Regions from separate parts of the Homo sapiens genome. Here region 1 is linked to region 2. Evidence: chromatin loops called from intact Hi-C (ENCODE). Cell type or tissue: natural killer cell. All regions are shown on one strand. Each heading gives the region's core, and the rest is flanking DNA. Links, peaks and the distances in the headings are about the cores only.

What was found. A loop is a pair of places that touch in the nucleus more often than their neighbours do. Peaks named below come from ENCODE experiments on the same cell type or tissue, not always from the same donor. Only the 100,000 strongest peaks of a DNase experiment are listed, where the experiment ranks them.
Region 1: a loop joins it to region 2, with 2.0 times the contacts of the local background. A loop is called at or near these places in 14 of 110 quality-filtered maps.

The regions. Positions count from the first base shown.
Region 1 is chr15:64,806,959-64,812,325 of GRCh38, reverse strand. No RefSeq gene overlaps it. Among named protein-coding and RNA genes, the nearest start is that of PIF1, 16 kb to the left of the region's middle. RefSeq lists enhancers at 555-1,060, 1,061-1,568, 3,091-3,598, 5,122-5,367. In natural killer cell, for the core only: CTCF peaks have their summits at 2,015 and 2,215 (motif pointing right); a DNase peak (open chromatin) is centred at 2,235.
Region 2 is chr15:64,765,015-64,770,381 of GRCh38, reverse strand. The region is part of intron 1 of RBPMS2 (RNA binding protein, mRNA processing factor 2); the gene reads left to right. Among named protein-coding and RNA genes, the nearest start is that of MIR1272, 5.2 kb to the right of the region's middle. In natural killer cell, for the core only: no CTCF peak of the experiment used is centred there; a DNase peak (open chromatin) is centred at 2,991.

The DNA.
Region 1 (5,367 bases), core at 179-5,178, 42 kb before region 2:
GCACAGGGAGAGCCATATACGGTGGCTCGCACCTGTAATCCCGGCACTTTGGGAGGCTGAGGTGGGTGAATCACTTGAAATCAGGAGTTTGAGACCAGCCTGGGCAACAAGGTGAAACCCATCTCTACCAAAAATACAAAAAATTAACCAGGCATGGTGGTGCGTGTCTGTGGTCCCAGGAGGCTGAAGTGGGAGGATCACTTGAGCCCAGGGGGCAGAGGTTGCAGTGAGCCAAGATATCATGTCACTGAAACTCAGGCTGGGTAACAGAGTGAGACTCCAGCTCAAAACAAAACAAAGCAAAAATACACACACACACACACACACACACACACACACACACACACACACACACACACACCCAGCACATGGAAAGGGGCAGGCAGACAGCAAGGGAATGAACAAAGAAATAAGGAAGGTAGAGAGCTTACCCTTAGGCGACCAGGACTTGCTACCTGCCCAAGAAAGCTGCCCTCATATAGCAGGGTGTGGGTGGAAAAACTCCAACTGCTTTTTCCTGTTCTCTCAACAGCAACAACAATTAACACAGAGAGAAGACTTCTGTGACCAAATGCAGGGACTTCTTCCCATCAACAAACAAGCAATTCTGTAGCGGACACTAGCTGGGTGTCCTCTAATTTAATTCTGAAGCTATCTACCTGGAGGCAGCCTCAGATCCCACAGGTTGAGGACTCAGTCACCAAAACTGACAGCCCCTTCAGACAGTCACAAGTCTGGGCCTCTGGAACTTCTGACCGACTGGCTTCAAGTTGGGGTTCCCAAGACCCCCCTCTTTTGGTTTGATTAATTTCCTAAAGTGAGTTACAGAACTCAGGGAAACACATTTATCACTTTATTAGAAAAGGATACGTGGGGGAAGGGGTGTGGAGCTTCCCTCTGTGGGAAAGCCTTCCTCCACTAATATCCACTTGCTCAGCTACCCAGAAGCTCTTAGAACCTCTGCTTTGGGGCCTTTTATGGAGAATTCATTATGTAAGCATGATTGATTAACCATTGGTCATCAATTTAACTTTCAGCTCCCTCCCCTCCCCTGAGGTCATAGGGTGGGGCTGAAAGTCCCAACCCTCTAATCCTGCCCTGGTCTTTCTGGTGACCAGCCCCATCCTGAAGCTGCCTAGGGGCTGCCGGCCATCAGGCAATCATCAGCATACAAAAAGACACTTATCACTTTGGAGATTCCAAGGATTTTAGGAGTTGTATGCCAGGAAATGGGGATGAAGACCAAATGTATATTTCACATTCTTACAGGCTGTGCCACTGCTGATGGGGGCAGGGGGCACCCCTTCATTTCTGTTTCCTTCCTAGTTGGGGGATTTCGCACTCTCCTCTCCACTCTCCCACAGGAAGGCTGGAGTTGACTTTGCCAGGTGGACGAGTTGGAGAAAAGGTGTTTGGAGAGAGGAGCTACACAGTGCAAATGCACAGAGATGTGAACTATCCTTGATGGACCTATGGTCCACTTTAAAGGCTTTAATGCAAGAGAAGGTGGTATGTGGGGAGGCTGGCCTGGCCCTGAGGGGGCTGAGCCCAGAGTAGGGGGCTCAGCCCAGGGCGATCCAGTCCCCAGCTGGGAGGCAGGCAGGGGGCCAGGCAAGAGGGGCGGGGCGATGGCCCTCAGAAAGATAATCTTATGACCTGACTTGTCACAGTTCCTGCCACTTCTCAAAGACATTCACCCTTGGAGGGGGAGTCCCACTACCTGCTGTCCCTCCACTTGCCTCCTGTGCCTTATGCTCCCTCCTCAGTGTCCCCTGGGATCTGCATCTGAGGGTAGTGAGCAATTTACAGCTCAGTCTCCCTGCTAGGATGAAGCGGATCCCTTGATCCCGAGAGACACAGCTGAGATGTCTTTGTGTCCTCACAACCCTCAGCAGGATGACTTTTGAAAGCAGATGCTTCATTAAATGTTTCATAAGTGAACAAAGGCTTGGACAGTGACCTGAGAGGTAAGGAATGTTTACTCCCATTCTGCAAAGGAGGTAGCTGAGGCCTGGAGAGGTTCTTAGTGGCAGAACTGGAACTAGAATAGAACCCTGAGCCCTGTGCGCTCCTTCACCCTGTCTTCAGTGGGGTGCCAACTAGGCCTGACCCCATCCTTTCTGACGTCCTGGTATATTTTTCCCATCCGCACTGGGCTAATGATCTTACTTAACCCCCAATCCCGGAGCAGCCGGGCCCTCCCGCTCCCCATGCACTGCAGACCACTAGGTGGCGCCAATTGGTCATTCAGTCCTTTCCCAGGGAACCGCAGAGCCTTTGTCTCCCAGTCTCTGGGCTTAGGTGGGGGGTGCATGGACACTTTAGGAGGTGGGGGCTGAGTTAGTGTAGAGCAGGGAAGTTTTAAATAATCTTCCATCAGATTATCTGCTTTGTGCTCATTAACCCTCTTGTTGGTTTGTTTTTGTTTTTGAGATAGGGTCTAGCTCTGTCACCCAGGTTGGAGTGCAGTGACGCAGTCAGAGCTTGCTGCAGCCTCGAACTCCTGAGCTCAAGCAATACTCCTGCCTCAGCCTCCCAAAGCATTGGGATTACAGGGGCGAGCCACCATGCCCGGCCTCATTAACCCTCTAGTTTGTTTTTCACAATAACCCTGGGAGGTTGGGACAATTGTCCCCATTTTATAAAGAGAGAAACCTAATTTCTTTTTCTTTTCTCTTTTTTGTTTTTTTGTTTTTTTTGAGACAGTCTTGCTCTGTCACCCAGGTTGCAGTGCAGTGGTGCCATCTCAGCACACTGCAACCTCTGCCTCATGGGTTCAAGCAATTCTCCTGCCTCAGCCTCCCGAGTAGCTGGGATTACAGCTGGCTAATTTTGTATTTTTAGTAGAGACGGGGTTTCTCCACGTTGGTCAGGTTGGTCTGGAACTCCCGACCTCAAGTGATCTGCCTGCCTTGTTCTCCCAAAGTGCTGGGATTACAGGCATGAACCACTGCGCATGGCTGAGAAACCTAACTTCTGAGAGGTTAGGTGACTTGGCTATGGCCACACTGCAAGCTGTATCTGGAACCCAAGTCCCAAATAAAGGGTCCTGGGATTTTTGCAAAGTCAGCAGAGAGCCCTGAAGCCAGATTCCTGTGTTTAAACACTGGCCCCATCAGTTCCCGACTGTGTGACTGTGGTTATTCTGCTTAAATCTGAGCTCTGGTTTCATCGTTGGTGAAATGGGGATAAAGCCGATCAAACATGGATGGAGTTAGGAAGACAGAAGAGCTGGAGTCAGGCCAGGGATGCAGCAAACCCTCAAGGTTAGCTCTTATTTATTTGTCTTGATTATTGTCACCTGAAGGGGCCATCCCCCGCCCCATTAACCCCCTCTTGAGCAGCCTCTGGGGAATAACAAAGAGAATTCACAGCAGCCCAGAGTAAATGAATGCCATCTTTCACAAAGCCTTCCTTCCTGTCTGGCCTTCTGGAGGACCTGGGCTGCGCCCACCCACCATGGGGAAGGGGAGGATGAAATCTCCCCACTCTGCCTCCCGCAACACACGTGAGGTACAGGTCCCGGTCAGTTAGTGCACTTGGGCATAATCCCCCTTCTGTCTTCTGCCCATTTTCTTATGAAAGCGACTTCGACAACTCTAAAGTGGAATTTTTTTTTTTTTTTGAGACGGAATTTCGCTCTTGTTGCCCAGGCTGGAGTGCAATGGCGTGATCTCGGCTCTCTGCAACCTCCCCCTCCCGGATTCAAGCAGTTCTCCTGCCTCAGCCTCCTGAGTAGCTGGGATTACAGGCATGCACCACCACGTCCGGCTAATTTTGTATTTTTAGTAGAGACGGGGTTTCTCCATGTCGGTCAGGCTGGTCTCGAACTCCCAGCCTCAGGTGATCCGCCCACCTCAGCCTCCCAAAGTGCTGGGATTACAAGTGTGAGCCACCGCGCCCAGTCTACAGTGGAATCTTTAGACCTAGTTTACAGAGGAAGTCAAGGCTCACAGAAGGTGGGTGGCCCTAGGTCATATGGCTGTAAATGGCAGATCCAGGTTGGGCATCCAGGTATCTGAGGCCTCACCTTGGTGTTCAGGGCCTTTGAAAAAAGGACTGAACATGGGATGCTTCCTTTCCCCCTAGCTCTGTCCCCAAAACTCCACAGGCCAGACTCCATTTCCTTAAGATTCCAAGAGCATCACCTGCTGGGACAGAAATGGCAGGGGGGTGCCCCTGAGTCCTTGGCCCTGGCAGGCCAAGATGGGAGGGGTGGGGCTTGAAAGGCTTAGAAGGTGACCTTGAATAGGGAATTGGAACCCTAAATTCCTGAGGAGGCCTGGGGCGGGGGCTGTGAATGAGACAGCCAGCCCATCTCCACTCCTCCCCCGCAGCTCCAGCTCCCGCCTTCAGCCTCAGCCTCCAGGCAGATGCCCGCCCCAGGGGTGCCCCCTCAATCCCCGCCCCCAGTGGGTGTTGGGTTCAGTAAGCAGAGCCCCAGCTCACCTGGGAAGGTGCAGAGTGAGGATGGCATCCAGTTACAAGCTAGGGCTGGGAGGACAGGCAGGGGCAGCCCGGGGGCAGGGGCCAAAGGTCTGGAAACTGATGGTGGGGGCAGGTGTCAGGGGAGGTCTCAAGACAGCCCCCCACTCTGCAGGCCCTATCCCCTTGCCTCCCAGAAAACCTCCACACTCCTGGCATCTGAAGACCGGGGCGTCTCCCCGCAGACTAGGCCTGTGCTTGGTAAACTGTGCAGGGCTCTGCGCACTCCTGGGAGGTTGTTCTCTCTTGCAGCTCCACTCCTTTCTCCCTTCCGCCAAGATGGCCTCCTCTCCCGCCCCTCTACTGGGACCTGGCACAGCACTCCATGCCTATTTAAGGCAAATCTCCTGATCTCCTTTTAAATAACATTCGCTCCTTGTTGTGGAGAAAGCAAGCAGGGCCTGAGCTCGGGAAAGGGGAGGAAACCCAAATATCCCATGGAGTGGGTCATGGGGGAGCACGGGTGGGGGAAGCAGGTATGTACTCCCCCTCCCAAAATGAGCCTTGAGAAGGTCCTTTCCCCCATCCCCTGAGTCCTGCTGGTCCCTCATTGCATAGGCCCTGGATTGGCTCGAACCCCTTCAGAGGGGCTGGGGCACTCCCAGAAGGCTAGGACAGGGCAGCTCTTGCAGGCGTTGGGGGAGGGGCATGGGGGGATATATGCTTTGGCTAAAGGAGGGGCATACCCAGGAAGACCGGCAAGGGCCATGGAGGGTCTGAGGTTGGATGGACATCTGACCTCACAGCCCACCCAGTGTGAACGATGCACCAAAACTGCTCTTTGTTAGAACCTGAGGCTCAGAGAGAGCAAAAAACTTGCCCAGGGTCACACAGCCTGAGTGGAAGGGTCTGAAATCCAAGCTGGCAGGCTCCAGATTTAAC
Region 2 (5,367 bases), core at 169-5,168:
CATTTCATAAATGAGGAAAGTGAGGCACAGAGAGGTTAAATAACTTTCATGTAGCTATTAAGTGGGGAGGTTGGGATTTGAACCCAGAGTTTGCTCTTAACCACACAGTATACTGCTATTGTGTTTTATATTAGGGTTTTTGGTGAGACTGGAAGGCAGGGGGAGAAAGGTATCTGCAATTTTCTTTTTTTTTTCTTTTTTTTGAGACGGAGTCTCGCCATGTCACCCAGGCTGGAATGCAGTGGTATGATCTTGGCTCACTGCAACCTCTGCCTCCCAGGTTCAAGCGATTATCCTGCCTCAGCCTCCCAAGTAGCTGGGATTACAGGCGCGCACCACTACGGCCAGCTAATTTTTATATTTTTAGCAGAGACGGGGTTTCACTGTGTTGGTCAGGCTGGTCTCGAACTCTTGACCTCCTGATCCTCCTGCCTCGGCCTCCCAAAGTGCTGGGATTACAGGCGTGAGCCACCGCGCCCAGCCGGGTATCTGCAATTAAAGTTTCTAATGGCTGAGTTTTGGGTGATGCCAACCAGAAGCCCAGAGGCTGACTCCGGACTAGTTTCCTTTGGGCTGGTGGCATCCCAAGATGGGTGATGGGAGCTGTCAGCCCCTGCCAGGAGGGGCCTTTTATCACAGATATGATTTAGAGTTGCCATTGCACGAAGATAATAAACAAACCAAGCCAGTTTTATTTTATTTTTATTTATTTATTTATTTTTGAGATGGAGTCTCGCTCTGTCGCCCAGGCTGAAGTGCAGTGGCGCGATCTCAGCTCACTGCAAGCTCTGCCTCCTGGGTTCACGCCATTCTCCTGCCTCAGCCTCCAGAGTAGCTGGGACTACAGGCGCCCGCTGCTACGCCCGGCTAATTTTTTGTATTTTTTAGTAGAGATGGGGTTTCACCGTGTTAGCCAGGATGGATTTTATTTTTTAAATTCTTTTTTTTTTTTTTTTTGAGACGGAGTTTCGCTCTTGTTGCCCAGGCTGGAGTGCAATGGCGCGATCTCGGCTCACCGCAACCTCCACCTCCTGGGTTCAAGCAATTCTTCTGCCTCAGCCTCCCAAGTAGGGGGATTATAGGCATGTGCTACCACGCCCAGCTAATTCTGTATTTTTAGTAGAGATGGGGTTTCTCCATGTTGGGAGGCCTCGGCCTCCCAAAGTGCTGGGATTGCAGATGTGAGCCACTGCACCTGACCTAAATTCTTTTTTAAAAAATCTATATCCTTACACATCTTGCATATTTTTAAAATTCTTTTTTTTTTTTTTTTTTTTTTTTGAGACGAAGTCTTGCTCTGTCGCCCAGGCTGGAGTGCAGTGGCACGATCTCTGCTCACTGCAAGCTCCGCCTCCCGGGTTGACGCCATTCTCCTGCCTCAGCCTCCCAAGTAGCTGGGACTACAGGTGCCCGCCACCATGCCCGGCTAATTTTTTTGTATTTTTAGTAGAGACGGGGTTTCATCGTGTTAGCCAGGATGTTCTCAATCTCCTGACCTGGTGATCCACCCACCTTGGCCTCCCAAAGTGCTGGGATTACAGACATGAGCCACGGCGCCCGGCCTTAAATTCCTTTTTTTTTTTTTATAGACGGGGTCTCTGTTGTTGCCCAGGCTGGAGTGCAGTGGCATGATCATAGCTCACAGCAGCCTCGATCTCCTGGGCTCAAATGATCTTCCCACCTCAGCCTCCCTAGTAGGTAGGACTACCAGCACCATGCCCAGCTAATTTTTTTTTTTTTCCTCGAGACAGAGTCTTGCTTTGTTGCCCAGGCTAGAGTGCAGTGGCGCAATCTCGGCTCACTGCAATCTCTGCCTCTTGGGTTCAAGTGATTCTTCAGCCTCATCCTCCCGAGTAGCTGGGGTTACAGGCACCCGCTACCACACCTGGCTAAGTTTTGTATTTTTAGTAGAGATGAGGTTTCACCATGTTGGCAGGCTGGTCTCGAACTCCTGACCTTAGGTGATCCGTCTGTCTTGGCCTCCTAAAGTGCTGGGTTATAGGTTTGAGTCACTGCACCTGGCCTCGGCTAATTTTTTGTAGAGACAGTGTCTGCTTTGCTGCCCAGGCTGCTCTCGAACTTGTGGCCTCAAACGATTGTCCTGCCTTGCCTCCCAAACTGCTGGGGTTACAGATGTGAGTTGCCACGCCCAAGCAGTTTTATTTTAAATTCTCTACAAATGGCACACTTACTTATTTCCTGTACCTGGGCGTGACTACTTTCACACACTCCTCCACTACCCATTGCTTTGGGCATTTTAACTAAAGAAACGATTCTTGCTCTAAAGAGCCATTTGGCTGATATTCTGGGGGACATTCTTTTGTGTCTCGTTATCCCTTCCTTTTCCACATACGGGCAATCTGTTTAGTCTGCCCCAGAGAGAACCAGTTTCTAAATCCCACTCAAGGAGGCCAGCCAGGCATGTTGGCTCATGCCTGTAATCCCCTGCATTTTGGGAGGCCAAGGCAGGAGGATCACTTGAGCCTGGGAGTTCAAGACCAGCCTGGGCAACATGATTAAACCCCGTCCTTACAAAAACAAAAAAGTAGCTGGGTGTGATGGTGCATGCCTGTAGTCCCAGCTACTCAGGAGGCTGAGGTGGGAGAATGACTTAAACCTGGGAGGCAGGGGTTGCAGTGAGATCGTGCCACACTGCACTCCAGCCTGGGTGACAGAGCGAGACCTTGTCTCAAAAGAAAAAAAAATCCCACTCAAGGCTGGGACATGCTGGCTTCCTCCTCCCCATGTCCAGGGTGGGACTGGCAAGCGCCGTAAGTAGAGGAAGCCATGGCTGGTGGGTGCTGAGCCTTTGCTTGGCTCTCATGCTCTGAACCCTTTTATCCTTCGGGGCCTCAGGACAATCCTGCGAGCTGGAGGCAGGGTGAGTCCTGCCTGCCCTGAGTACTGAGCTCCTGGTCCAAGATTACCCAGAACTGAACTACAGTGCTGGGTTCTGGATCTGCTCTGGCATTGGTTATGGGCAGCAGCGACATCTGGTGTCACGTCACTTCCTCTGTCTTCCGCCCATGGCTGCCACAGAAGGATCCACACGCCTCTGGCAAACCATGAGGCAGTGGGGCAGAACCTGTCCCCTACACTTCAGAAATGATGCTGCCTAGCTGGGCATGTTGGCACACGCCTGTAGTCTCAGCCTGTCAGGAGGCTGAGGTAGGAGGATCGCTTGAGCCCGGGAAGTCGAGGCTGCAGTGAGCCAGTATCCCACCACTGCACTTGAGCCTGGGTGATAGAGTGAGAGCCCCTGTCTCAAAAAAAAAGAGAGAAAAAAAAAGTAAAAAACCGAAAAACTCGGTGGCTTATGCCTGTAATTCCAGCACTTTAGGAGACTGAAGTGGGTGGATCACTTGAGCCCAGGAGTTCAAGACCACCCTGGGCAATGTGGTGAAACCCCATCTCTACTAAAAATACAAAAATTAGCTGGGTGTGGCCGTGAGCACCTGTAATCCCAGCTACTCAGGAGGCCGAGGCAGGAGAATTGCTTAAACTTGGGAGGCGGAGGCCACTTAATGAGACTTGGTCTCAAAAAACAAAAACAGGCCAGGCACAGTGGCTCAGGCCTGTAATCCCAGCACTTTGGGAGGCTGAGGCAGGTGGATCACGAGGTTAGGAGATCGAGACCATCCTGGCTAACACGGTGAAACCCAGTCTCTACTAAAAATACAAAAAAAAAATTAGCCGGGTGTGGTGGCAGGCGCCTGTAGTCCCAGCTACTAGGGAGGTTGAGGCAGAAGAATGGCGTGAACCCGGGAGGCAGAGCTTGCAGTGAGCTGAGATTGCGTCATGCAGTCCAGCCTGGGATACAGAGCGAGACTCCATCTTAAAAAAAAAAAAAAGCCACCATTAAGTCAGAACTGTGGGCAGCCTATGAGGCTTCATATGCCAGAACCCGTCCACTGCCTGTCCAGGCACTGGCATAGCCTCCTTGTATTCTGCTTCTTCCCATATTCCACCCTTTGATGGAGAGAGTACGGTTACTTCTGATACGTGCCAACACTAGACAGGTGACAGGATTGTTGGGCCCTCCCTTCCTGAAGAGTGCACTGGTGGCTGTATCAGCGTTGGAGGCCTCTGGAGTGCAGCAGGGCCTGGGTGTGGTGGGAGCGTTTGCCTAGGCGCATCTGCCTTGGCTGTCAGTCAACTCACGGCCAACTGAGCAGAGGCTCTTGACTGTCACAAGCTATCAAGGCCACCTCCAACCTCCAAGGAGGACGGACAGAGCCTGACTTGGACCAGGCCATGGCAGAAGTCTGGAGTACTTCGCCCTTCTTTGTGGTTAACCAACCTCCCCCTCCTCAACTATCTTTTAGTGCAGGTAGGGGCAGGGAGTTAGGAGAGGATACTGGCATAGGAGCTGAGACCATTTTTTTTTTTTTTGAGACAGTCTCGCTCTGTTGCCAGGCTGGAGTGCAGTGGCTCAGTCTTAGCTCACTGCAACCTCCGCCTCCCAGGTTCAAGCAATTCTCCTGCCTCAGCCTCCTGAGTAGCTGGGATTACAGGTGCCTTCCACCATGCCCAGCTAATTTTTTACACTTGATCTTAGCCAAAAGGCAGAGAAGCGATCTGGCTAATTTTTTGTATTTTTAGTAGAGATAGGGTTTCGCCATGTTGGCCAGGGTGGTCTCGAACTCCTGACCTCGTAATCCGCCCACCTCGGCCTCCCAGAGCGCTGGGATTACAGGTGTGAGCCACCGTGCCTGGCCCATTTTTGAAGAACTATTGATGAAAAGGCTCTGCACCTTCCAGTTTTTGCCCAGACTGGTCCCCCCCCGCCCTTTTTTTTATTCTGACACAGGATCTCGTTTTGTTGCCCAGGCTGGAGTGTAGTGGCATGATTACGGCTCACTGTAGCTTCGAGCTCCTGGGCTCAAGCAATCCCCCAGCTTCAGCCTCCTGAGTAGCTGAGACCACTGGTGCATGCCACCATGCCTGGCTAATTTTTTTTTTTTTTTTGAGACGGAGTCTTGCTCTGTCGCCAGGCTGGAGTGCAGTGGCGTGATCTCATCTTACTACAGCCTCCACCTCCTGGGTTCAAGGGATTCTCCTGCCTCAGCCTCCCGAGTAGCTGGGACTACAGGTGCACACCAACACGCCGGGCTAATTTTTGTTTTTTGCTTTTTTTTTTTTTTTTTTTTTTTTTGAGACAGAGTCTCGCTCTGTCGCCTAGGCTGGAGTGCAGTGGCGCAATCTCGGCTCACTGCAACTTCCGCCTCATGGGTTCATGTCATTCTTCTGCCTCAGCCTCCTGAGTAGCTGGGATTACAGGCGCACGCCACCATGCCCAGCTAATTTTTTTGTATTTTTAGTAGAGACGGGGTTTCACCATGTTGGCCAGGCTGGTCCCGAACTCCT